Regions from separate parts of the Homo sapiens genome. Here region 2 is linked to region 1. Evidence: chromatin loops called from intact Hi-C (ENCODE). Cell type or tissue: Calu3. All regions are shown on one strand. Each heading gives the region's core, and the rest is flanking DNA. Links, peaks and the distances in the headings are about the cores only.

Region 1 (8,989 bases), core at 2,175-4,674:
ATATACTAATGGGAGGAATGTAATCAGTAAACAAATGAACAAATAGATGGTGGCAAGTGCTAAAAATTTCTTAGCTCTTGGAAGGGATGGAGCTATGTGTTTGAGGGAGGTTGCTAGGAAGGAGCCCCACATAAAATGACTTTTAAGAATTATGGCAACAGTGGTAGTGTGTCACCAGTGGCCTGGAGGCCTATGGAACTGACCATCATGATCAACTACCACCTTCCACATAGTGAGTAAGTGTGAAGGCCTCCCATTCATTCTATATCTCACATGTCTGCTCCACCTGTGCCAAACCAAAGACACATCAAACGGGATCGTCTCTTGGTAATTTTGCAAAGCCTCTAGTTTTACGTATATAGTACCAGACGGTGGAAATCTCATTTATTTATTCACATGCTTCACAATTAAAACAATCTGATCACTTTAAGTGACTCAAAATTACACGAGCCATTTATTACACGATTAAGTGACGTAACTGTAGCTAGTAAGCATGTGAAGACCCTGTAAGCCAGGGGTTCCCAACCCCCAGGCCGTGGACCATTACTGGCTCATGACCTGTTAGGAACTGGGCCACACAGTAGCTGGTGAGCTAGGAAGCATTACTGCCTGAGCTCTGCCTCCTATCAGATCAGCAGGGGCATTAGATTCTCATAGGAGCGCGACCCCTATTGTGAACTGCACATGCAAGGGATCTAGGCTGTGCACTCCTTATGAGAATCTAATGCCTATGATCGAGGTGGAACAGTTTCATCCCGAAACCATCCCTCCACACACCCCCTGCCAGTCTGTGGAAAAACTGTCTTCCATGAAACCACTCCTTGGTGCCAAAAAGGTTGGGGACCGTTGCTGTAAGCCACTGAGTAACAAGTGAAAGCCATTTCTGAAAAATCATTTTTCAAACTGCTGGAAACCAACTGCAGTAATGGCGGATGTAGCACCAAATAATAACCTATCTACATGGCTTTAAATTTTGAAATAATACTCTCTAAGTGGAAAATATGAGCAATTTTAATACATTATTAATATATCACTATAAAATAAAGCCATTAATAAATCACTACAAAATAAAGCCAGAGTTATTTTTCCTAATAAGTTTAATATTACGCCTTTAAGTTTCTACAAGAAGGAAAAATCACCAGGATTATTCTACAAGAAGAAATAATCACCAGGACAAAAAATATCTCTATCCTCATACACCTCATAACCATACACCTGTTCTTATAAGATTCCTAGAAGGGTACAGTGGTATGCACCTGTAGTCCCAGCCACTCAGGAGGTTGAGGTGGGTGGATCACTTCAGCCCAAGAGTTTGAGGCTGTAGTATGCAATGATGACAACTGTGAATAGCCACTGAACTCCAGCCTAGGCAACATAGTGAGACCCTGTCTTGAAATTCAAAAAAAAAAAAAAAAAAAAAAAAAAGACTCCATATAACCCACATTCACCTATTTCCTATTTCTCAGCACTAAAAAGTCTGACAATTTTACTTCCTGACAAATGTCTTTCTTAAAAGGAATTATAAAATTTTATATAGATCTATATTTATACAATATCCCATTTATTTTCAAAACCACATTCTATCTATGAATGGATATATGAAGAGTCTCCTAAATTTCTTAAAGAGTGTATCTTTATCCTGGCTTGTGTGAGAAAGTAATATACATTTTAAGTGGTCTAGACAAGTAGGAAGGGAAATTTAATCATCTTTCTCCCATCATTCTACAGTACCAATCTTTCACCAACTTTTTTTTGCTATGATGCCAAACGATCTTCAAATAAACCTTCTACCCAACCACAGCTTTTCAAGTTAATCTCTTCCTAAACTTGACAAACACTGGAGAATGTTAACTAGTTTTTACTTTCATTGCTACATTAGATACTCTCCAGAGTGACTGGGATTGGCAGGTATCTTGTTTTTAACTCTTTCTACAAGATATTTCATTAAAGTTAATTTCTCCCATTAAAAATCTTCTGGCTCACATTTATTTGATAGTCTGTCCTAAGAGCTATTCATTTTCAATATCTGCTTCAAATACTGATAATGAAGATTTTAATTTGCCATCACTGAAGTTCTGCTCTAGACTCTCTGGCTTCCATGCATGGTCCCATCCATTTCCATGTGCTACAACTGTACTATAACAAGACTAACCAACACATCAGAATGAGCAAAAAAAATCTAGAATCAAATTCGAGATTCATGATTCACCATTGTGATTTCAGGCATGTTAATTAGTCACTCAGTTTCCATTTCAACATTTAAAAAATAGGACTAATACTTAATTTTCACAACATCTTGGCTTAGTAAGGTGATATATTTAGGGTATTTTAAAAGTACCCTAAAGCTTTAAAGCATCATTACAAATATTTTCATTTCTTTCTTACCATCATTTTGTATTGATGTTTTCCCTCATTTTAGGAGACAACTCCTCTATCACCTTTCCAATACACTGTCATGAAAATAGCTCAAACTCAATTACTGCTGCAAAACCTTCATTATCTAATGCCCAATTTCTTCATCAACTGGGAAGTGTTACCATAGATCCTTGCACTCAATCTTAAGAGTGGCAAAATCTTTATAATGCACATATGATTTCTTTCTTTCTTAATAAAGACAGGGTCTTACTCTGTCACCCAGACTGGAGTAGCTGGGACTACAGGTACATGCCAGCACATGCAGCCAATTTTTAAATTTTCTGTAGATACAAGGTCTCACTATGTTGCCCAGGCTGGTCTCAAACTCCTGGCCTTAAGTGATCCTCCCACTTTGGCCTCCCAAAGTGTTGGGATTACAGGCATGAGCCACCGTGCTTGGCCAAGATTTCTTTATACATTACAAAATTCTTTCATATCCTTAGTCTTCCAATTTAACAACAGCCTTGTGCCAAGGCAAGGAATGCTCTATTATAATATCTCTATTGCAAAGATTTAAATACTTGTCTAAAGTAGCACAAACTAGTGGCTGTGTTGGAACTACATTTTTCAAACAGTAACCTTTCCACTAGCAGGATAGATGAAGACACACATCCACAACACACACACACTCTACCCCCATTTCCATGTGGTCTGAGTGAGACTTATCATTTTCTCTAATTACTCTAAACTGCACACATTTTCACAAATTCAGTGTTGTGTTTAGTTCTCACAAATCTAATTCCTAGTATACACAGTAGGCCACCTCTTGTCTGGTTTAGTATAATCCTCATTGGCATAATCATCTTCTTTGTGGCTACAATGAACTAAAGTTGACAGACTATGAGGAAAGCGACACATTATTCAACTCAAGTTCACAAGTTGCGAAAGTTCTGGGCATTGCCCATTTCCAAATGACTCAAACTGCAAGCCTTAATTTATAAGCAAGTTTAAAGAAGCCAAGAATGTCAGAGAACAAACTAAATCAACTCACTAGATTTTAGGTGAACAGGTCTTATATGATGTTACATGAGAAGAACACAAAGCAATTTTCCAGTCATCTTTTGCCCTAGAGATGTAATTACTATCAATTCTAAGTAATAGCAGAAGGGGTAAACTACGTTAAAAGGGGCCTCAACAGTTATAACACATTCTTGGTTAGTCATTAAGTTATGAAAATATAACTCTGATGAAGAAAGTCAAAGAAAAATCAATTCTAGATTAAGTCTATAAGCCCAAGGACAGGAAGCAACTTATTAGTAAGTTTCTCTCTTAAAACGTTTCCGGCTGGGTGCAGTGGCTCACACTCGTAATACCAGCACTTTGGGAGGCTGAGGCGGGCAGATCACCTGAGGTCAGGAGTTTGAGACCAGCCTGGCCAACATGGTGAAACCTCGTCTCTACTAAAAATATAAAAAATTAGCCGGGCATGGTGGCGGGCACCTGTAATCCCAGCTACTTGGGAGGCTGACGCAGGAGAATCTCCTGAACTCGGGAGGCAGAGGCTGCAGTGAGCCGAGATCCCGCCACTGCACTCCAGCCTGGGCAACAAGGCCAAAACTCCGTCTCAAAAAAAAAAGGTTTCCAATCTCCTGATGCGAAGCAATGGTTCTCTCCTTGCACTGCACCTTCATGCAGTCAAGGAGTATCTTAGTATCCCAAGCTGCTCTATAAATAGCTTTCTAACTTAGCTGCCAGTTGCAATTCTATAGCTAATTTTTAAGTTAGTACCTATGGCTGTTTTTCATTGCCACTCAGCTATGTCAGGCAGTGTTTCTAGGTTAGGCTACTACAGAAACCACTTGAAGATAGTGCCTTGATCCACTCTAGGTCACCAAGTCAAAACAGTATTTTGCAAGAATACGATGAACAAAAATAAATGAGGGTTTATACTCTATAAAGTCTAAGACTTTATATTAAATTGATAGCCAACACAAATTCCAAACCTGACAACAAATACACAAATACATAGTTCTGTGAAGAAAAATTACTAAAGCTAATGTTAATAAAAGAAAAATAGGCCGGGTGCAGTGGCTCACACCTGTAATCCCAGCACTTTGGGGGGCTGAGGCGGGCAGATCACAACATCAGGAGGTCGAGACCATCCTGGCCAACATGGTGAAATCCCAGCTCTACTAAAAATACAAAAATTAGCCGGGCGTGGTGGCGCATGCCTGTAATCTCAGCTACTCGGGAGGCTGAGGCAGGAGAATCGCTTGAACCTGGGAGGCAGAGGTTGCGGTGAGCCAAGATATAGCACCACTGCACTTCAGCCTCCTGGGGAGTAAGAGTGAAACTCCGTCTCAAAAAAAAAAAAAAAAAAAAAAATTACTGCCTGCTAAACTGTAACTTTTCAGTCATTAAACAGCTGGTTTTACTTCAATAAGGAAATGTACAAATGGGAATAAGGATAATGTGGGTATATCTTCCAATTCTGAAAATGGGAGGCAAAGTGACCACGTAAAGAACAAATCAGAGGGCCGGGTGCGGTGGCTCCCACCTGTAATCCCAGCACTTTGGAAGACCAAGGCGGGTGGATCACATGAGGCTAGGAGTTCCAGACCAGCCTGACCAACATGGCAAAAGCCCGTCTCTACTAAAAATACAAAAATTAGTCAGGCACGGTGGGTGCACACCTATAATCCCAACTACTTGGGAGGCTGAGGCATGAGAATCACTGGAACCCAGTGCAGTGAGCTGAGATTGTGCCACTGCACTGCAGCCTGGGTGACAAAGCAAGACTGTCTCAAAAAAACAAACAAAAAAAAACATAAATCAGATCTTTACTCCGGTTCCATACCAAAAGATCAAATGCAACTATCCAGTTAACTTATTTTATCTTTGATATTCAGTTTTAACACACAAATTCATTGCAGAGCAACCCACTCCATTTTGTATGTATCAATAAATCTTCACACTGATCTTATATCTCAAAACCAGACAAATTCCCCCATGACAGCTCGCCTGAAATAAAGCCAGTAACTGTTAATTGGAGAAATTCATTTTCTTTTATTTTCCCTTTTTTTTTCCTTTTCCCTGAGAAAGAGTCTCACTCTGTCACCCAGGCTGGAGTGCAGTGGCGCAATCTCGGGGTTTCATCATATTGGCCAGGCTGGTCTCAAACTCCTGACCTCAGGTGATCCACCTGCCTTGGCCTCCCAAAGTGCAGGGGTTACAGGCGTGAGCCACCATGCCTGGCCTCTTTTCTATTCATCTAAGAGAACTGCTACCTTCCAAAATTCTGCCCATCCCCTTCCAAAGATGCAATCTGAAGGTAGATGAACTTAGAGAAGTTAAAAAAAAAAAAAGGTACCAACAATTAAAACGAGTTTGCTAGGTAAAACTACATATTGGACACAACTAAAGATTATTCTAAACTACATCAGGCCAGGTGAGGTGGCTCACGCCTGTGATCCCAGCACTTTAGGAGGTCAACGTGGGTGGATCACCTGAAGTCAGGAGTTCACAACCAGCCTGGCCAACATGGCAAAACCCCATCTCTACTAAAAATAAAATACAAAAATTAGCCAGGCGTAGTGATGAGAGCCTATAATCCCAGCTACTCAGGAGGCTAAGGCAGGATAACTCCTTGAACCCAGGAGGCGGAGGTTGCAGTGAGCAGAGATCGCGCCACTGCACTCCAGCCTGGGCAACAGAGCAAGACTCTGTCTCAAAAAAAAAAAAAAAAAAAAACTATATCAGTAAGTTGCTTAATTTCAAGTCACAAAAGGCCCCCCCAAAAAAAAAGCCAAAAAGAAAGTTCACCCTTTTTTGACAAATAACTCAAAACTAGATGTACATGTACTGCAAGTAAAAGCAAACTTTTCTGGCTCTTAATGGTTGTCACTGGTACACAAAAGTTTATAAGCCAAAAATGTGCAAGCAATTACAGCCACAAAAACTGATGCAGCCTTGACCTATTACAGATTTCTAATATTAAACAGATACATGCAATTCCCCATTCTACAATACATATACACAGCATTCATATAATTTAAGAAACACAGTCCTTCCATCATGCAAATTAAATTAAGGATCCTGGCAACAATAATAATGTTTACATTTCTGTGTTTCTGAAGAATTAAAATGAAGAGATAAAAATAAGGTGAAGCAATTATCCATCAATTCATCACTTAATAATTTTAAGATTATGTCACTGTGGTAGAACATAAATGGTGATGGATTAGTGATGCTCCTTACACACCCTCAGCTGATCCCCCAATATGAACAACAGGCAACACATATAAGACAATTTTTAATAAAGGTAGAAAGAAACTCCCTTTTTTTTACATCCAAGATACACACTGGAAAAAAATTATTTATTGTTATTATTTTTTATGTGATGTGGTCTCGCTATGTTGTACAAGGTGGCCTCAAACTACTGGCCTCAAGAAATACTGCCACCTCAGTCACCTGAGTAGCTGGGACTACAAGGATGCACCAACACACCCAGCTGAAAATTCACATTTTTGTTGCCCATTTCCTCCTAAAACAAGAATCACATAAGACAATGCCACCTATTCCTACCAATGATAATAAGATATGCAAATTCAAACTGTTTTTCAAATAATGATATAGTAGTAAATGGGACAGAATACTCTGATGGAGAATGAAGCAAAGGCTCAGAGAGAAACTGTTTCTGGTATTCGTTTCCAAAGGACCAAGCCTACAACAAAAAAAGCTAAAGGAGCACAATTATAGCATCACAGAATAACAGAGTAAGAAGGTAATTTAGAAAATAAACTATTTTAGTAACAGATTTTTGTGAGGTCATATGGAGCTAGGGTCAGTACCCTACATTCCAGTTAGAGCTTACTCCTCTTGAAGCATATGGAAAATTTATCTTAAGATAAAGTGGTGGCTCACTCCTGTAATCCCAGCACTTTGGGAGATGGAGGTGGGCGGATCACTTGAAGTCAGGAGTTCCTGACCAGTCTGGCCAACATGGTGAAACCCCATCTCTACTAAAAATACAAAAATTAGCCAGGCATGGTAGCGTGCACTCACAGTCCCAGCTACTTGGGAGGCTGAAGCAGGAGAATCACTTGAACCTGGGAGGCAGAGGTTGCAGTGAGCTGACATCGCGACACTGCACTCCAGCCTGCGTAACAGAGTGAGACTCCATCTCAAAAAGAAAAGAAAAAAAGTATAGAAAGTTGACATCTCAAAATGTAATCTTACATATTTACATAAATTATATTCCTCAAAGAAAAGCTCTCTCCTATCTATATCTCATTCCATATAAGTTTTCTGTGAGCTAAGAAGCTCCCCTTCAGATTGCCTGACCTCTAGTCAAGGTTCTTCATCGCCATCTAAATGTCAGATTTATTCTCTATGTCTTCTTACTAATAGTGTTTTGGTTTAAGTATGTGGAAAATAAAGCCAATAAGACTATCTGATGAATAGGTTTGTATAAACATTGTGTTAACAATGCATGTCAATTGCCCAAGACATAGAAAGGTTTCCTTAAAGGTTAGCTATTCTCCCCATTTTGTATGTCCTAACTAAACCAACTGAAACGGTTTGGCTCTGTGTCCCTACCCAAATCTCACCTTGAGTTGTAATAATACCCATGTGAAGGACAGGACCAGGTGGAGATAACTGAATCATAGCGACAGTTTCTCCCATGCTGTTCTCATGATAGTGAGTGAGTTCTCATGAGATCTGATGGTTTTATAAGGGGCACTTCTCTCTCCTGCCATCATGTGAGAAAGGACATGTTTGCTTCCCTTTCTGCCATAATTGTAAGTTTCCTGAGGTCTCCCTGGCCATGCAGAACTGTGAGTCAATTAAACCTCTTTTCTTTATAAATTACCCAGTCTTGGGTGTTTCTTCATAGCAGCACGAGAATAGACTAATACACCAATTTTTATCAGACTTTGTGAATCCCTGAAGACTGAAAGTTTCCTTTCTTTTATAAAATTTCTTCCTTCAGATCAAAGTTAGGTTTACATTATTTCTGTTGAGAAGACTTCTTCAATGATTCCTGTGCAATCTAGAGACTCGGAAATCCCCAAACCTCAGTAATTGCCACCATTCATTCATTCTATAATAAAGTTAATACAAAAACTTGAAGCAGCAAAATCTCATCTCAGCTTCCAGATCAGCAAAACTCCTTGCCTTTCCTGTTTTCACACTGGCAGCAGAAACTACAGATAAAGTGTAATTTTGAAAAATTGGCTCTAACTATGGTCCAACTTGACCTACAGTAGCCAAAAAGCTATATCTAAAGGTCATATAATTAAAAGTCATACTCCCTTCACAATCTAGCCTCAGACAATTGCTCCGACTGTATTTCTCATTGCACCCAACCTGTCCCTCTCACAGTCCAAAAGCACCCCATTTACAAATCTCTTTGTTCCTCAAACACAATTTCAGCTTCCTGTCTACAAATGTTTGCTCATGCTCTTTCCTCCACCTGAAATGCCTAGTGTTCCTAATAACTTATCATTTAAGGTCCAGTTATCTTCCCTTATCAAAAGCAGTATCTCTCTTATCTGATTTTTAACATCATTTGATCTGTACTTATCTCACATTGTCTGGCAATACAGCTATCTGCATACGTCATCTACCCTAC
Region 2 (8,989 bases), core at 4,137-6,636, 68 kb after region 1:
TAGGAAGTGAGGAGCGCCTCTTCCCGGCAGCCATCCCATCTGGGAAGTGAGGAGCGTCTCTGCCCGGCCGCCCATCGTCTGAGATGTGGGGAGCGCCTCTGCCCCGCCGCCCCGTCTGGGATGTGAGGAGCGCCTCTGCCCGGCGGCGACCCCGTCTGGGAGGTGAGGAGCGTCTCTGCCCAGCCGCCCCGTCTGAGAAGTGAGGAGACCCTCCGCCCAGCATCCGCCCCATCTGAGAAGTGAGGAGCCCCTCCGCCCGGCAGCCGCCCCGTCTGAGAAGTGAGGAGTCCCTCTGCCCGGCAGCCACCCCGTCTGGGAAGTGAGGAGCGTCTCCGCCCGGCAGCCGCCCCGTCCGGGAGGGAGGTGGGGGGGTCAGCCCCCCGCCCGGCCAGCCGCCCCGTCCAGGAGGGAGGTGGGGGGTCAGCCCCCCGCCCGGCCAGCCACCCCGTCCGGGAGGGAGGTGGGGGTGTCAGCCCCACGTCCGGGAGGGAGGTGGGGGGGGTCAGCCCCCCGCCCGGCCAGCCGCCCCGTCTGGGAGGGAGGTGGGGTCAGCCCCCCGCCCGGCCAGCCGCCCCGTCCGGGAGGTGAGGGGCGCCTCTGCCCAGCCGCCCCTACTGGGAAGTGAGGAGCCCCTCTGCCGGGCCAGCCACCCCGTCCGGGAGGGAGGTGGGGGGCTCAGCCCCCCGCCCGGCCAGCCGACCCGTCCGGGAGGGAGGTGGGGGGTCAGCCCCCCGCCCGGCCAGCCGCCCCGTCCGGGAGGTGAGGGGCACCTCTGCCCGGCCGCCCCTACTGGGAAGTGAGGAGCCCCTCTGCCCAGCCAGCCGCCCCGTCCGGGAGGGAGGTGGGGGGGTCAGCCCCCCGCCCGGCCAGCCGCCCCGTCCGGGAGGGAGGTGGGGGGGTCAGCCCCCAGCCCGGCCAGCCGCCCTGTCCGGGAGGTGAGGGGCGCCTCTGCCCAGCCGCCCCTACTGGGAAGTGAGGAGCCCCTCTGCCCAGCCAGCCGCCCCGTCCGGGAGGGAGGTGGGGGGGTCAGCCCCCCGCCCGGCCAGCCGCCCCGTCCGGGAGGTGAGGGGCGCCTCTGCCCGGCCACCCCTACTGGGAAGTGAGGAGCCCCTCTGCCCAGCCACCACCTCGTCTGGGAGGTGTACCCAACAGCTCATTGAGAACGGGCCGGGATGACAATGGCGGTTTTGTGGAATAGAAAGGGGGGAAAGGTGGGGAAAAGATTGAGAAATCGGATGGTTGCCGTGTCTGTGTAGAAAAAAGTAGACATGGGAGACTTTTCATTTTGTTCTGTACTAAGATAAATTCTTCTGCCTTGGGATCCTGTTGATCGGTGACCTTACCCCCAACCCTGTGCTCTCTGAAACATGTGCTGTGTCCACTCAGGGTTAAATGGATTAAGGGAGGTGCAAGATGTGCTTTGTTAAACAGATGCTTGAAGGCAGCATGCTCGTTAAGAATCATCACCACTCCCTAATCTCAAGTACCCAGGGACACAAACACTGCGGAAGGCCGCAGGGTCCTCTGCCTAGGAAAACCAGAGACCTTTGTTCACTTGTTTATCTGCCAACCTTCCCTCCACTATTGTCCTATGACCCTGCCAAATCCCCCTCTGCGAGAAACACCCAAGAATGATCAATAAAAAAAATAAAAATTAAAAAAAAAAGTTAAAAAATATATATATATAACTAATTAATTTTAACAGACAAATGATAATTGTGCATATTCATGGGGTACATAGTGATGTTTCAGTACATACAATGTATAGCGATCAGATCAGTGTAATTAGCATGGCCATCCTCTCAAACATTTATAATTTCTTTGTGTTAGGAACTTTTACCATCCTCCTTCTAGCTATTTGAAACTCTGTAATGTATGATTGTTAATTATAGTCATCCTCCAGTGCTGTAGAACACTAGAACTTGTTCCTCCTATCTAGCTGTGATTTTGTTTCATTTAACAAATCTCTCCCTATCCCTCCCTTCCTCCAACTTTGTTTTACCTCTTCTCTTCTTTATTCACCTCCACTCTCATGACCATCTTTGAAATCAACCAAATATGGAACTTAAATACAGCATTTTAGATATTCATATTTGTAGAAAATAATTTTATACTTGCAGCTCTTAATTTTAAAAGCATATAAGTTTGCATATCTCTTTCTTAAAAGAGAATTCAAGGCCAACAACTTAAATTTTACTTCTGACAGGATTTTTTATTGTTTTCTATAGGTCAGTGAGCCTGAATAGACAAAATATTTCCTAGCAAAGCCCTCATATTTAATATTATGTGAATTTAAAGTTTTTAAATCATAATTGTAAAATAAATATTTAATAACTCCTTTACAGATAGACTTTCTTCTAAGTTGTGCTAATTTGGTGGTGTTTTGTTGTATAAATATACTGGTTATATTAACATAAATACAATAATCTAAATGTAGCATAATTTTTAAAATGAGTTTCTCTATATTTATTTTTTAATTTTTTAATTTTTAATTTTTGTAGAGATTGGGTTTCGCCATGTTGCCCAGGCTACTCTCGAACTCCTGGGCTCAAACAATCCTCCCGCCTCAGCCTCCCAAAGTGTTGGGATTTCAGGCATGAGCCACCATGCCCAGTCGAGTTTTGCTTATATTTAATTTATTTCATTTACACTTAATTTTGTAGCTGAAAATAGGTTTTGAGGAACCTGAAGCCTTAAAGTAAGAATGTTGAAGAAGAGGACCAGTTCTCCAAGGCAGAAAACGCTATTACAAAAAGTAGTATGATTCTTCTAGGCATTGTGTCCCTGAGATCAGGGGCTAAACCAATTTTTTTTAGACACTCCCTATCTAACATCTATAAATCTAGGAACTGGAATTGGAAGTGGAAGAGTCTATGTATAGGAAACATGTTATTGTATTATTTTTTCACATGATGCCATCTTCTATCTATGTGCCAAGTGGAAAATGTCACTGGAAGTGTTTCTTGGCCAAATATAACTCTGTTCTGGGAAACTACTTCCTTTATCAACCGCAGGTATCTAGACACATCTTAGAATATACTACAGCTCTCCGAGGAGTGCCCACCATGCTCCTCTGAGCCCAAAAATCAACTCTCAGGAAAAAATTGCAAATTAATCACAAAGGCATCTAGACTAGCATGCATGTTGCTTCTTTTTCTGGCAGATCCCTAACCTGGCCAACCAGCTGGACATGCAGTGTGAGAACTGGGAATGGGAGTATCCTGTAATAGCCAAGCAAGCTGGCTTTTAGAGATCCCCTTATGATTGTCTCATAGGTCTATCACACTTAACATTTTCAAATCAAAACCCAATCCCCAAAACATGTTCTACACTCAGTCTTTCATATGTCAGTAAATAGCACCACCATACCCCAAGGAGTTCAAGTCAAAACTTAGGACTCATTCTGGTTTCCTGTTTACCTTGCTCCCAAAATCCAATTCATCAACAAATCCTAGAGGTTAATTCCTCCTAAATAAATCCTGAATTTTACCATCACCACTGATATCATCCTCATCCAAGCCACCATCATCATTTACCTGGACTTTTGCAAAGGATTCCTGTTTTCACTATTGCCCTTCCATACTCCATCCTCTATCCAGCAGATAGAATCATCTGTTAAAAACAGAAATAAGTCCATATCTCTCCTTTGCTTACTCCAGCCCCATCCATAGTCTCCCACTGTAATTAGAACATAACCAACAGTTGTGCCATACCCTGTGAAACCCCATATGATCTGGCCTTTCTCCACCTCTACGGTCTCACCTCTTACCTTTCACCCTTTTATTCAGTTCATTTCAACTACATTGTACTTTTTTCTCCTATCTCATTAACCTGCACACCATGCTCATTTGCACTCAGAGCCTTTGGATTGCTGTTCCTTCTACCTGATGTGGTTTTCCCCAGGCCTTCTCATAGCTGTGTCCTCATAATCCAAGTTTCAGCTTAGTTATCATCTCCTCAGAGGAGCCTTTCTATCCCTCCTCTCCCTATTAAACGTTTTAGAATTACATAAATTTTTAAAAATTATGTGCATCTATTCCAGCTTTCTTTTGATTAGTAAAGATTTAAAAAATAGAATTATGTGCATCCATTTTTTCTTTCTTTTTTTTTTTTTTTTTTAGACAATATCACTTTGTCACCCAGGCCGGAGTGCAGTGGCATGATCTCGGCTTACTACAACCTTTGCCTCCCAGCTCAAGCAACTCACATGCCTCAGCCTCCCAAGTAGCTGGGACTGCAGGCGTGTGCCACCTCACCTGGCTAATTTTTGTGTTTTGTTTTTAGTAGAAATGGGGTTTTGCCTTGTTACCCAGGCTGATCTCAAACTCCTGGCCACAAGTGATCTGCCCACCTTGGACTCCCAAAGTGCTGCGATTACAGGCATAAGCCACTGCACCTGGCCAGTGTGCATCTATTATTTTGATATTTTAAGTTAAAGTAAAAACAAATATATAAATAAAATAGCCTCTCTAGTCACTATTATATCACTTTGCTTAGTTTTCTCCATTGAAGAAATTATCTCAAATTATTTTCTTTATGTGTCTACTTGTGTATCCTGTGTTTCTCACTACAATGTAAGCTACATTAAAGAGGGGATTTGCTTTAGTGACCCCAAGACTGCTAACCTCATGTCCTATCATGTATCCCAGCACCTTCAAAGTCTTTTGTACATTGTAGACTCTCAATAAATATTTGTTAAATGAGTAGATTTCAGTTATCCAAGAGACAGGCAGTGTTCTTTTGGCTGATGCTTATATGCATTCACTTGAAAAGAGTATTGTAACAAAATTTGTTCAAGTTGGATTTTGTTTGCATATTAAGATACTACTGCTGATACCCATGCATATGGAATGGGTCTTTGATACAAGTGAGAAATTGCCAACACTCATTTACAGCCTATTAATAAATGGGCTTTATCCTATAGATTAGTATCTATGTCCCTGTCAACATGGCAGTGGTAAAGTTCACATCAAAGTAAAAATTGAAAAACAAAATTAATGTTAATTTGGATTTAAAAGCTCATACCTGAGTTCTGCTTTCAAGGCAGTGAGGAACTGTGGGGAACTGTCTGGAACTGTTGATGCTGCAGGTGAAGCTAGAACATGAGAATGCTATAGGCTGGTTTGTAGCACAATGAAAATGGAAGAATAAGAGGTAAGGCCAGTTGCCCGGAGACTCCAAATAAGAAACATGGTTATGAGGAAGTGGTTTAGAATTAGGGCTTTGAAAAATAATAGCTGTCATTGATTGAGTGCCTACTATGTGTGAGGCCATTCTCCATAATCCTTACGGAAACTCCTAAGCTAGGTATTATCTCTCCATTTTACAAATGAGTAAGCTGAAGTTCAGGAGGTTAAATGACTGCCAAACCATACAGTTATGTAAAAAGTGGAGCAATGATTTAAACTAGATTTTTCAAATCCTAAAGCTGACATGCTTTCCACTGTACCACAATGTCTTCCTTTGTACTGGTGCACTCCATTTATTTCTGTGATTCCTGACACCAATTTTAGGGCCTGGGACAGCATCCTAATGGAATCATGCCTAGCTGGATAGCAAATGCCTCTGCTGCCAGTAGAGGGGCAACTTAAGAGAAAGGTCCAAGCCAAATTGGATCCAAGAGTTTCTGACTAAGCAGGTTTCAAACCTCCTGCTCACACCTCTTCCTCCTCACTTTCTTTCCCAACATCCTCCCACGGCTCACCTCTACCTCTGTCCACTGGAGACACCATCCTCCAGGTGCTAATAAGAAAGCTACTCTGACCATGGAAAAAGGGAAAGAGGCAGCTCAGCAAAATCACTGCTGAGAGCCTGGGCAGGCTTAGGCAATGTGATCTGAAGAGCTGAAGTGTGCAGCCCACAGAGAGAAAGAATTGGATAAAATACAAAACTAAAGAAGAGGATAAACCTAAGAGGAAAATCTTCCTGACAGAGATGAATTAGTTACGGGACTAACTCCGCAAAGGAAGAGATTGGGCTCCGTTCCCTGAGGCTCCCTGAGCAGAAACCATGTTACAGAGAACAAGTAGGGGGGTTGTGGTTAGCAGGGACATCAATGACTAATAGGTGCTTTCCACCTCTGAGTTTTATGAAGATGAGTGGAGTCTTTTTGAATAGAGAAAGAAATGAAAATAATAATTAACATGGAGAGATGGGGCTGACTAAAGCATGGCAAAGATAAACAGGAATGAGGCTGTTGGCCCTCGTAGTGAGTGTGGAAAATCATTTCTTCCAATTGGGAGAGGCAGAGGTGATCAGTTCAGAGGTTTAAATTCAGAGTCCAGGCTCTGTCACTTACTGATTATCTGAGCAAATTAGTTAGCCTTTCTAAGCTACAAAATAGGAAAAATACACTATTTTTCAGATTATTTCTCACTGCAGATTAGGAGTAATGCCATTGAAAAGGTTCTTATGAAGATTAAATGAGACAACTCATGTAAACAACAGTATCTACTTAGCATGAAGTAAGCACTCAAATGACAGTAATTATTATTGGAATATGGCTTCGTGTGGAGGGGGAAATAGAGCTGGGCAATTATTATCAAGGTCACCATATGGGGATAATTTTTCCCTTTGGACTTAATGATGGCATCTCCTTGGTTTAATTATTTGCTGTGTTGGTAGCTCACATCCTCTCTACTGACTTGGCTTTCAGCTCACGGGAAGATGAAGCCCAAATACAATAGATACCAAGGCAAGCTTGCCAAAGAGCAGCTCAACCCATACTGGTACTCTGAGTCATTCTAAGGATAAAGCCGCCTCTCCATGGAGAAGGATATTGTACACAGGAGATAATACTAATGACACCGTCCATTTACTTAGTCTCTTACAGTTTACAAAGCACTCTTACCTGGGAAGGGTTACTATCTTCATTTTATAGATGAGGAAACAGAGACTTAGAGAGGTGAAGCAACTTGATTAAGGTTGCATAGATAATTGGTTGTGAGGATTCACTCCCAGCTCCTCTGACATCATGTCTGGGGGCTCTTTTATACCACAAGATGCTGCAGGGAACATGAACAGGTACCAGATTAGGAGGCTAGTTGCTTTCAATCATAAAAACAGTGAATTTAGGAACAGGAAGAAGCTTTCAGATGACCTAATACTGTGGTTTTAGATTGTGTCCAGGGGTCTAGTAGGCGGTGGAGGGAGCCAAGCAGGAGGCGGGATCAGCTTTTATCAATTAAATTCATCAGATTTTAATTTGATGAAATTAAAAAGAAAAAGAAAGTTGGAAAAACCTAATCTAGTTCAACTAACTGTCTCATTTCCCCAAGAAGGATATTGAGGCCCAGAAGGGTTAAGTAACTTATCCAAATCAGAGCTAAGACTAGCATAGCACTCAGTCCTCAGTCACCTGCATATTTGATAAGCATGTCATAAATGTCCTCATTCTCCAAATATTTTCCTTTGATTACCTCAAGCAAGTCACTTACATGTAATAATCAAATCATTGAAGAGAAATTAGCTCTGGTGTGAGTCTCTTCTGATGACACCATGTGACCTTGGAATAGTCGATTGATCTCTGGACCCTCAGCTTTTCTATAGGTAAAATGGGGATCATAATTTCTGTCTAGACTCTCAGTGGGGCTGTTGTGATGAATGTAAAAGAAAAGACCATATGGAAGTTCATAGAGTTCTTCCTGGGAAGGAGACTCAGCAAGTTCAATGTCTTATTCTTTATCAATACCTACCAAGAATGTCACTGCTTCTAAGATGATATCTGCAATTTACCATTCTCATTTATTTGTCATTCTTTACTCAAAAAGGCAATGAGGTTTGTAACCATGTCAGTACTACTGGTTTGTGAAAAAGTCTCAGAAAGTTCTTATCACGTTGGCTTTCTGATAAGACTTTTTGATTTCTACTACTTACATGTGGAAAGTAAATCATTTTAGGTTAAACACCTTTCCTTCTAGACAAGTGACAGAGGCAGATGTCACTCAGGGTGTTGTAGCAAGCCTGGGGAGCTCATAGCCAGATGAGATCACAGGACTTGTGTGCAGGGTACAGAGTTTGGAACTCTCCCACCTAACTGGCAGTTTCTCCTCCTTCGACAAGGAATACTAAGAAGATATTATCACAAACTCTTAGGCAGATCTTGAAAACAGTCTAATTTGTTTGTGACCTTAGCCAAATTCTTGATCTCTCTAAGCTTCAGTTTTCTCACCCGTATCATGTACACTTTCCACCTCACAGGGTTGTCAAGGATCAAAAGAGAGAACACAGGGTGTTTTTGAAATTGTTGAGCATCTACTAACTAAAAGGATTGTTATTTTTAAGAATGTGTAAATTATTGCAATTATTTATAACATGCATTTCAATTAAATACTTTCAATTTGTTAGAAATACCCACTTGGATAGATCAAATACTAAGGTTGAAGAGAAACAGTGTTTTAATGTATTCTGGTCTCTATGTAGAAAGTAAAATGGTAATACTGAGCCAGACGGAGTTAGAGCTAGGGAGCCAGTTAGCCCCTTGCTTGGCATCATCATAAGACAAGAAATACTTTCATGTTTTCATTAAGGACATTTTAAATTTAAAAAGAAGAAATTTTAAAAGCCTTTACCAAAATTCTGGGTTCCCCAAATTTCTAACTACATCCCTTAGAGAACAGCATTTCTTTGCTTATCCGTGTTGATACTTTAAAAAATCTAGACCTAGTTTCCATTATGCAGACAGCCCAGGCACAGAAGCCAACCAGTATTTTAAGACTGCAATGTTTACTAATGGATGTCTGGCTAGAAACAGTGTTGGCAGAATCCTGGCAGAGGCATTTACTCTCACTAATGATGTGGAACAGGGCTGCATAATTATGTCCACTTGTATTAAGTCTACCTAAGACTGTGATGTTTTGTAGTGGAACCAGAAACAAGCATCCCAAAAACTCCTGGGATTTTCCTGCAAGAGGCATTACATCAGAACTGGTTCAAGGCCAGGCACGGTAGCTCATGCCTGTAATCCCAACACTTTGGGAGTTCGAGGTGG

The links. Peaks named below come from ENCODE experiments on the same cell type or tissue, not always from the same donor. Only the 100,000 strongest peaks of a DNase experiment are listed, where the experiment ranks them.
Region 2: it touches region 1 in a loop (3-fold over the local background); 6 of 110 quality-filtered maps call a loop at or near these places.

What each region holds. Positions count from the first base shown.
Region 1 is chr11:86,044,121-86,053,109 of GRCh38, forward strand. All of the region lies in intron 1 of PICALM (phosphatidylinositol binding clathrin assembly protein), which reads right to left. It overlaps LOC124902730 (a long non-coding RNA gene), which reads right to left. Exons shown (of 2, transcript XR_007062822.1): 1 at 1-8,989. Among named protein-coding and RNA genes, the nearest start is that of PICALM, 20 kb to the right of the region's middle. In Calu3, for the core only: no CTCF peak of the experiment used is centred there; no DNase peak of the experiment used is centred there.
Region 2 is chr11:86,110,483-86,119,471 of GRCh38, forward strand. No RefSeq gene overlaps it. Among named protein-coding and RNA genes, the nearest start is that of PICALM, 46 kb to the left of the region's middle. RefSeq lists an enhancer at 5,808-6,277. In Calu3, for the core only: no CTCF peak of the experiment used is centred there; DNase peaks (open chromatin) are centred at 5,679 and 6,009.